Linked DNA regions of Homo sapiens: region 1 is linked to region 2. A link is a contact called in ENCODE Hi-C data. All regions are on one chromosome and are shown on one strand. The core of a region is the stretch at or near the end of the contact, and the rest is flanking DNA. Distances in the headings are between cores, read along the strand shown. Region 1 overlaps NPAS2 (neuronal PAS domain protein 2). Region 2 overlaps NPAS2 (neuronal PAS domain protein 2).

Region 1 (4,330 bases), core at 857-3,356, 130 kb after region 2:
ACCAGCAGGTAACACAGGTCCCCTCTAACTGGATCTGCACCAAGGACCGGGGGCTTGTGAGAAAGCAGACAGCATTGGGAGCCTGTGCTCGGGAATGTGGATAGTCATGTAACGAAACAGTTCTCAACCAGAATTAACCACACGTTTAATTCAGGAAAAGAAAGGCTACTAATTAGCAAGCAGAATTAAACACGTGACACTTAAATCCTAATGGATGGTCTTGTCTGACTTTTACTGGGCAGTTACATGCCACAGGGAGAGTTACCTGTAATTGCCAGAGAGAGCTGGATCCATTTTTCTGTTCTGGTTTTGGATGGGTTTCTCTCAATATGTCAATTTTAGACAAAGCTCCTTAATTTTGCTTAAGTAGGGCTCTTAGCTCCAATCCCTCTAATCAAAATGTATTACTGGAAGATGTGATAAGTAGAATGTGTTTGGAGGGAGGGGGGTTATTTCGAGGGGTTATTTCTCAGAGGAGTCCTTGGGAGAAGGCAGTACGGACTCCAACCCTTACCTTAACCTTCCCCATTCAAGCTGAGTGGGCTGAGACCCTCTGTACTAGGCATTGTGCACTTTTCCTCCAAGAGTTTTGGGGAAAGTTGGTCAAGAGCCAGTGATTCATCAGACATGCAGCAAAGCTGAAGCTGGTGCTACCATCTGCTAGCCCTGTGAGTTTGGGGAATGGGCCTGGTTGCCTCACTGCTGAATTCGGCCCTATGCCTGGCTCATACTAGGGGCTGTCACAACTTGATAAAAGAATGGATGGAAGGACAGACAGAAGGCTGAATGGAGGGAGATAAACATGAGAGCAACAAGAGGGCAAAGAGCTGCCATTTTGATTAGGCTCTGAAGTGCTTTCTCACATCTGGATTGTGGAATAAATGCATGATGGGTCAACAATGAGGTAAAAACAAAATGTGTAAGAACACAGACAAGCAACTCGGAATGCTAGTGCTTTTCATGGAGACATGCAAACCTTCACAAATAGGATCCAAGAATGAGATTCCAAAAGTTGTGACACCTATCACTCACTCTTTTCCCCTCGAATCTCAGGTGGTTCCAGCTCTACCCGCGGTCGAGGCCTTCGTGAGACAGGCTAAGCAAGTTAGGAGAATTGTCTAGGAATCACGAAGGGCAAACAATGACTCACTGAAACCCCCAACACTCAAACAGGGGTGCACATTGAAGTCTGAGGAAATAATGTCAAGGAAAACAAAATTAATGACCCAGTGGATAGTGACTTAAGGATTAATACCCCCAAGGTAGAAATATGAACACAGTCTAGAACAGCGGTGTGAAGAGAAATATAATATGAGTCACATATGTAATTTCAAATGCCTACAAGCCACATTTTTACAAGTAAAGCTATATGGGTGAGTATAATTTTGAAAATACACTTTATTTCACCTAACATACACAAAATGTTATTTCAACATATAATCAATATTAAAAAATAATAGCAGAGCTTGCATTCGTTTTTCCTACTAAATCTTTTAAATCCAGTATGCACTTTACACTGACAGCACATCTCACACAGCGTTTCAGGGTCCAGCACTCAACATTTCAGCGTCTCAATAGCCACACTGTGCACAGCTGTAGAGACAGGTGAATGCACGTACCAACAATGGGTATCACCAAACGAAGCAGCAGGTTTGGAGTGTACTCCCTTTGTGGGGCTTCAGTTATTTTGGCCTGCATTTATTTCCTGTGGATTCCTGCCATACAGTTTTAACAAGGTTGTCACTCACAGTACTTGTCACCTCACTCGCAGGGTGAGCACCTGACCCTGGCCTCCTAATCATAATTCAGGCTAATGCTGGAGTCCAAGAGAAGGGCCTTGTGACCAGGCAAGGCCAATTAGAATCTTTCCCTAGGACTGATGTATAAAAGCTGGGGGGAAAATGCTTTCTCTTTCCCCTGGGGTTGCTGGGGTAGAGTCTAGGTCTCTCCCTATCATAGAGATCTAGAGTCATAGTCTGTCTCAGGATGGGGTCATGAAAAGGCAAAGAAACACCCTAGTTCCATGCCCTGAGGCCCTGGTTGAGGTCTCTCTCTCTTGCTTGGATTCAGCCACCTACTCCACTTCCTTCCCAGTAGTTGCTCTCACTTCCTTAAGCCACTTAGGCTTGGGTTTCAGCCACTCCCACAACTCCGGCCCATGGCCATGTCCTCCCACTCCATGCCTAGGAGCCCGTCTCTAAGGCTACATGCCACGCCACAGAGAGGTCACCAGCCAGACTCAAAGGCAGGACTCCATCTTTTTTTTTTTTTTTTTTTTTTTTTGTTGAGGCAGGCTATGTCCAAAAGCCTGTTGTCGAGGCTGGAGTGCAGTGGTGCAATCTCTGCTCACTGCAGCCTTGACCTCCCAGGCTCAACTGATCTCCCAACCTCAGCCTCCCGAGTAACTGAGACTAGAGGCACATGTCACCACGCCCTGCTAATTTTTTGTGTTTTTTTTTTTTTTTTTGTCGTGGGCTGAAGCCATCTTCCTGCCTCGGCCTCCCAAAGTGTTGGAATTACAGAAGTGAGCCACCGTGCCCGGACCAGGACTTCATCTTTTAAGTTTCATCAATGCTGCACAGCGCTTGTTCCCTCCCTAGGTCACCACTTGGTTTTCAGATCTGCGCCCTCATACCTCCACCCAGCCAACAGATGTGTGCCAGAAGGCTGAACGGCTCCACCTGGCTGCAGATGCCCCTGGGGCTCCCCTTTGTTCTCCTCCACGTGTCCACCGTCTTACCTCACTGCCCCTGCAGCATCCTGCCTTGAGAAGCAGAAGGGTGCCATGAGTTTGCCCTTTCACTACAGGATCTAACTGGCCTCCTGGTGAACCATGTGAAAAGCCTGTTCTAAAACACTGACCTTTCAGAATCAAGTGAACACAAAAGGAGACTGTTCCAGGCCCGAGGTTACAAACATAAAGATGATCATGTCCTCTGTCCATGCATGAGATTCTCACTGGTATTCCCAGCGTGACAGCAAATATGTACTATGTTCACCCAGGAAACAGCCACTTAGGACACTGGTGAGCTACTCCTTAGGGGGTTGTGGAAATAGAGCCCAATCTGGCCTTGACTCCATCGTAGAGCACAATTTACTGAGCAAATTCTAATAAATGTAAATTGAAATTTACATATGATGCTGTTCTTTTCAGAACCAAGATTCGTTCGCTTACTGCTTATCAACTCTTCCTCCTGTTTAGGTCTAGTTCTCTCCTGTGCAAGATTGCGACAGAAGCTGAGAGGAGCCTTCTGGTGTTTGATCGATACACTCCCTTGACCACAATTTATTCACTGTAGTCACAATGGATAGTCTTATGAAATCTTAAATAGCTGCTTTGAAAGTCCACAGGGGTGTAGACAGGGCTCTTCACTCTACCTCACATGATAGAAGTTTATAAGATAAGTAATTAAAATCCAGAGTTCAAATTATTCTTGCTCCTCTTAGGAAGTTCAGCTTGCTAATTTAATACTTAATGATGTTTTAAGGGCTATGGGAAGATAATGAGTGAAATTCATATCAAGCCATTAGCGGGTTTTTTTGTCTTTTATTTATTTTATTTTATTTTTTTAAAGAAAGCACTGAACGCCCCTGCAGGAACTAGTGCTAACCTACCGAGTCTGGTGCCTGTGCAGGGGGCAGGCAGAAAGGGTCCATACTTGCGATTTTGCTCATTTTTCTCCTGTAGCTCTGAACAGTGCAGGACACCAGGGCAGGGATCAGTGCCTCCCATCTCTCTTGCAATGTAGAGGCGGTGACTCCACTGTGAGTGCATGAATCCCTTCCTGCAGTGCTCCATCACAAGTGGTCTCATTGTCTCCCTTCTTTCCACTCTAGCTAGACAAGGACAGGTTTGTGGGGCCAAATGGGGTATGCTGTGCTAGCCAGGGGTCCCTGCATTGACAGATGCAAACATCTGTAAAACAAGTCCTGTTCTTACGTGGATGGGCAGAGTTCCATGGGGGAAAATTCTTGCCTCAAAATGGCCAGACACCCATTCCTGGAGGCTTTCAAAACTTTTTTTATTTTTATTTTTATTTTTTTTGAGATGGAGTCTCGCTCTGTCACCCAGGCTGGAGCGCAGTGGTGCGATCTCAGCTCACTGCAAGCTCTGCCTCCCGGGTTCACGCCATTCTCCTGCCTCAGCCTCCCGATTAGCTGGGACTACAGGCACCCACCACCACGCCCGGCTAATTTTTTGTATTTTTTAGGAGAGACGGGGTTTCACCGTGTTAGCCAGGATGGTCTTGATCTCCTGACCTCGTGATCCGCCCGCCTTGACCTCCCAAAGTGCTGGGATTACAGGCAGGAGCCACCGTGCCCGGCCAAA
Region 2 (4,172 bases), core at 1,570-4,069:
TCGCAGTAGGACCAGGCTCTGTGTTTGCCCTTGAATCTCTGACCAGTGACTCGTGTCTGTACCCACATTACTGTTGAGAATTTTCAATCCAGTGCTCTCAGCTGAGATGGCAGATCTGTCATTAATTAAGGAACCACATACCCAGGCAGGCCAATAACATGGATATGATCACATAACATTAAGTCCATGCACTTTAAAATTATGTTCAAGTTTTGTAATCATCATGATCATCTCTGTGTTTTGTTACCTAAGGTGTCTCAGAGACATTTAAAAGGCCATGGGATATTAGCTTGGTGGTTTTAATTTGAAAGATTTAAGAGAATTTGAGGTGTTCTTGAGAATCCTGATTTAGTTCAAATAAGTTTGGTGTATTTGATTTAAAACAGTTGTTTACGCTGGGCGCTGTGTCTAACGCCTGTATTACAGCACTTTGGGAGGCCAAGGCGGGCAGATCGCTTGAGGCCAGGAGCTTGAGACCAGCCTAACCAATATGGTGAAACCCTGTCTCTACTAAAAATATAAAAATTAGCTGGGCATGGTGGCGCACGCCTGTAATCCCAGTTATTTGGGAGGCTGAGGCAGGGGAATTGCTTGAACCTGGGAGGCGGAGGTTGCAGTGAGCCAAGATCGTGCCACTGCGCTCCAGCCTGGGCAACAGGGTGAGACTCTGTCTTAAAAATGAATAAATAAATAAAACAGTTGTTTAGGTGCTTAGAAAGATTTTACTTCTTAGCTTTATAAGTCTGCCTTGTTAGGTACATAAAATGCTTGAAAGATTCAGATAAATTAAATGTGTAAATGAATAGTTTTGGTAGATAATGTTGATTATTCACAATCAACCTATCAACTAATTGAACATAAATAAAAATCTAGTTAGAGCATTGCTCTTTTTAGACCAAATTAGTAGATTCATAAATAAAACGGAATCTGTCAGTTGACTCTAAAGTTTTAAGAAAGACAACTTTTGTAATTTTAATAATAATTTAATGACAGACCTGAAACTGGCTTTTTAAACAAAAGTACCTCTTGGGTATTAAAAACATCAGATGGCACTGTGTCTATCATGATTCTCAACATACACTGTTCCAGTCCATCAGGCCCTTAGCCTGGAGTTCTTTAGGGGGAAGGCTCTCTGGCTCCCAGCATCTGACGTTTTTCACCCCATTCCTGTACTCAGTGCAGTCCCACCTCATATGCAGTACAGGACCGACAGGCTGACATCTGCTGAGTGTCAGCGCAGGTTTGGAGAGGCAGGCGAGGATCCCACCATGCAGGCGCGCTGGGGAGACTTACGGATCAGTTCGCTCAAGCATCTGTTTCATGGGTGGGGTCGAGCCACTTACCAGAGGCCCGAGATGGGCAGGTGGCTGAGCTGGGGCTGGGTTCTGATCTTTCTACCATCCCACGGGACCTCCCCAAACTCCTCTCATGCCCCACCCACCACAGAGAAGCCTGCAGTTTTGAAATGAGGACTCCTTGTCACTTTAGAAATTAAGAAGAATTTTCTGGGTATCCATCATTTTACACATTTTGAGGATTCATGTTTCATGCAATCCCAGCTCCCTATTAAAATAAGACTCATTTATAGCACATAGGGCAACCTATACTTCATCACTTCAGCAAAAACCTAGTAGTCAAACCCAATTACCATGCGTTTTTCTGGTAGGACACAATTTACCTTTTGATTAGAGTTTGAATAAATCCAACCTTTATTGATGAGAGGCAGTATAATTTACCTTAAAGCAGACCTATCTTAGCTCAAATTCCCACCCTACCATTTACTAGCAGTATGGCCTTCGGCAATTTTAATAACTTTTCAAAGCCTTAGTTTCCTCATTAGTAAAAAATAGTGACATTAAAAAAAAATAGTGACATTAAGAGCATATATCTTATTAAGGACTAAATGAAGTTAATGCATATAAATGACCTGAGACATAGTAAGTACTGAATGAATGTCAGATAATAACATTCAAAATGAAAAAAGGAGCTTTTTCCTCCTTCGCCTCTTTGGGCATATAAAAACTGTTTGATAAATGAATGAATGGAATAAATGCATGTATGAATGAATAAACATATGAATGGTGCTTTCACTCAGAGAAGGGCAAACTATGTCTGCTGGTGTTATTTATGTAACAGACTGTAACAGCAAGGTGTGCTACTCTGTCCCATCGATGTATATCCTCTGACAGTAGAAACCCTGCCCTGTTTATCTTTCTGTATCCTCACAGTGCTTAACCACGTGCCTGGTAAATAAAGGGTGTCTGTCAGATGGATGGATGGACTAAAGGATGGATGGAAGGAAGAAAGGACGGGCAGAAGGATGTATAGAAGGGAGGGTGGCCAGAAGAAAGGATGGACAGATGGCGGCTGGATGGAAGGACGGATGGAAGGATGGACAGATGATGGCTGGATGGAAGGATGGATAGATGATGGCTGGATGGAAGGAAGGAAGGACGGATGGAAGGATGGATAGATGATGGCTGGATGGAAGGAAGGATGGATAGATGGATGGATGAACCAGTTGAGGAACACGTCATTTGCCATTGCTACAGGTGTCCTTCTAGGCATTCCTTTGAGCAGCCAGCAGAGGGCGCGCATGCTCTCAAAAAGAGCAAGAGGCAGCCTTGGAGGGGGCGATGGGCCTTTCAGCACAACAGCTCTTGTCCAGGTAGCCCCATTTTCATGACCCCATCCAGGTGCAAACACCAACAGCCCTTCAGGACTTCTTCCTCATAACCCAAGGTTTTTTTGAAAAAAAAAAATAGTAAGCATCACAGGCACATATAGCCTCGACGAAAGTTTTGAAGCAATGAAGTAAAGCATCACAAGTCCACTGAGGTTGGGATAAAGGCCACTGGGTGGGGGACTGGTTCCTGGTTTGCTGCTGGGCACAGCCGTACTTCTGTTTATCAACAATAAAGTAGAATTTTGTGGCTTAAGGAGATGGTGACTTAAAAGGGCTCTGAGGTCAACTTTATAGAAAACATAAAAAAAAAAAAAAGTTCTCCAAGTGGGAAAAGTTATCAGAGAAAACAAACCAACAACTTCTAATTTTCAAGAACAAACCAATCCTACACTCACAGATGATTTTTCATTAGTGTTATCTGCTTATTTCTACAAATACTTGTCATTACAGGACATTTTAGAAGTATACAAAATAGACAAGTAATATAATGAAACCTTGGCATCACCATTAGGCTTCAACAATCATCAGTGTTTTGTCATTCTTATTTTATCTATCCCTCTACTTTTGGGGGTGGGCTGGAGTCATTTCTACTTGCTTATTCTTCACACTTGAATCACACAGTTTAGTTTAAAAAAAACAAATATCACATTTTGGAACATATTTCTTTAAGTCTTACAAAAAAACAAGGCAGGCTCCTTGAGGAAATATCCTCTGTCTCGACTATCTGTGGATTTCCATGATCTCTGGAAAATTCCACTGCAAAGATAAGGCCTCAGGAATGAACACAGGGCAGGAAGGCACCGGAGGGTGCAATTCCCATGCCGGCCGGCTCAGAACATCCCTCAGTGCACTGTGGCATAGGTACTTTGGGGTTAACCAAAGGCATAGGTCACAAGGAGGAAAAATACTTTGTTATAACAGGAGTGAAAGCGATAACCTTGCTGCCTGTTATTTTAAAATTCAGAAAAGGCAGGAAGTAGAAAAACTCCAGGCACTGAGGGGGATGTTCATACGCCTACCTCAATTTTAGCAGTTTCTGGCTCGATTTCCCCCTTCCTGTTAGTGTAAAAATTCCATTAAAGTAATTGGAGTCAGGCAAGCATTGGGCTCCCAGTCAGGCCCTGGATCAGTGAGAAAAATATTCCAGCTGGGAAGGCGTAAGTCAAAAGCCACTTTTTACCTATTCTGGTAAAAGGTGGAATGGCAGCTCGGTGACTCCATTTCTTTTCACGAGAAGGCCGAGCCTTTTTCTGGTCAATTTAAGGGTGCACTGAGGAGGTGGGGAGAGCAGCAGGGCTCTGGCATGGCCCAGGCTGTCTGAGTGAAGCCTGCTCAAGGCGCACACGCCGTGTCTTGAGGGGAGCAGGTGGGGAGGTGGCCTGTCCAGGGCGGGGCTCTTCTCTTTAAGGTGAGCAGCCACCTCTGAGAGGCCTGTGCAGGGGCAGGAAGGGGAGGGACAGTGAGCATCTAGAAAGCCACCAGGAGT

The links. A loop is a pair of places that touch in the nucleus more often than their neighbours do. Pooled maps may share reads with other maps.
Region 1: a loop to region 2 is called in a map of Caco-2, with 16 times the contacts of the local background. The contact joins two enhancer-like sites. A Hi-C loop is called at or near these places in 1 of 168 maps with a recorded cell type or tissue (Caco-2), 1 of 37 single-sample maps with no recorded cell type and 8 of 50 pooled maps.

What each region holds. Positions count from the first base shown.
Region 1 is chr2:100,852,112-100,856,441 of GRCh38, reverse strand. All of the region lies in intron 1 of NPAS2 (neuronal PAS domain protein 2), which reads right to left. Among named protein-coding and RNA genes, the nearest start is that of NPAS2, 34 kb to the right of the region's middle. Within about 2 kb of position 2,106, at least 3 of the 41 ENCODE cell types and tissues checked have a DNase peak (open chromatin) inside an H3K27ac peak, as active enhancers do.
Region 2 is chr2:100,983,457-100,987,628 of GRCh38, reverse strand. The region is part of intron 16 of NPAS2 (neuronal PAS domain protein 2); the gene reads right to left. Among named protein-coding and RNA genes, the nearest start is that of NPAS2-AS1, 8.4 kb to the right of the region's middle. RefSeq lists silencers at 2,532-2,671, 2,556-2,751 and an enhancer at 3,683-4,172. Within about 2 kb of position 2,819, at least 2 of the 41 ENCODE cell types and tissues checked have a DNase peak (open chromatin) inside an H3K27ac peak, as active enhancers do.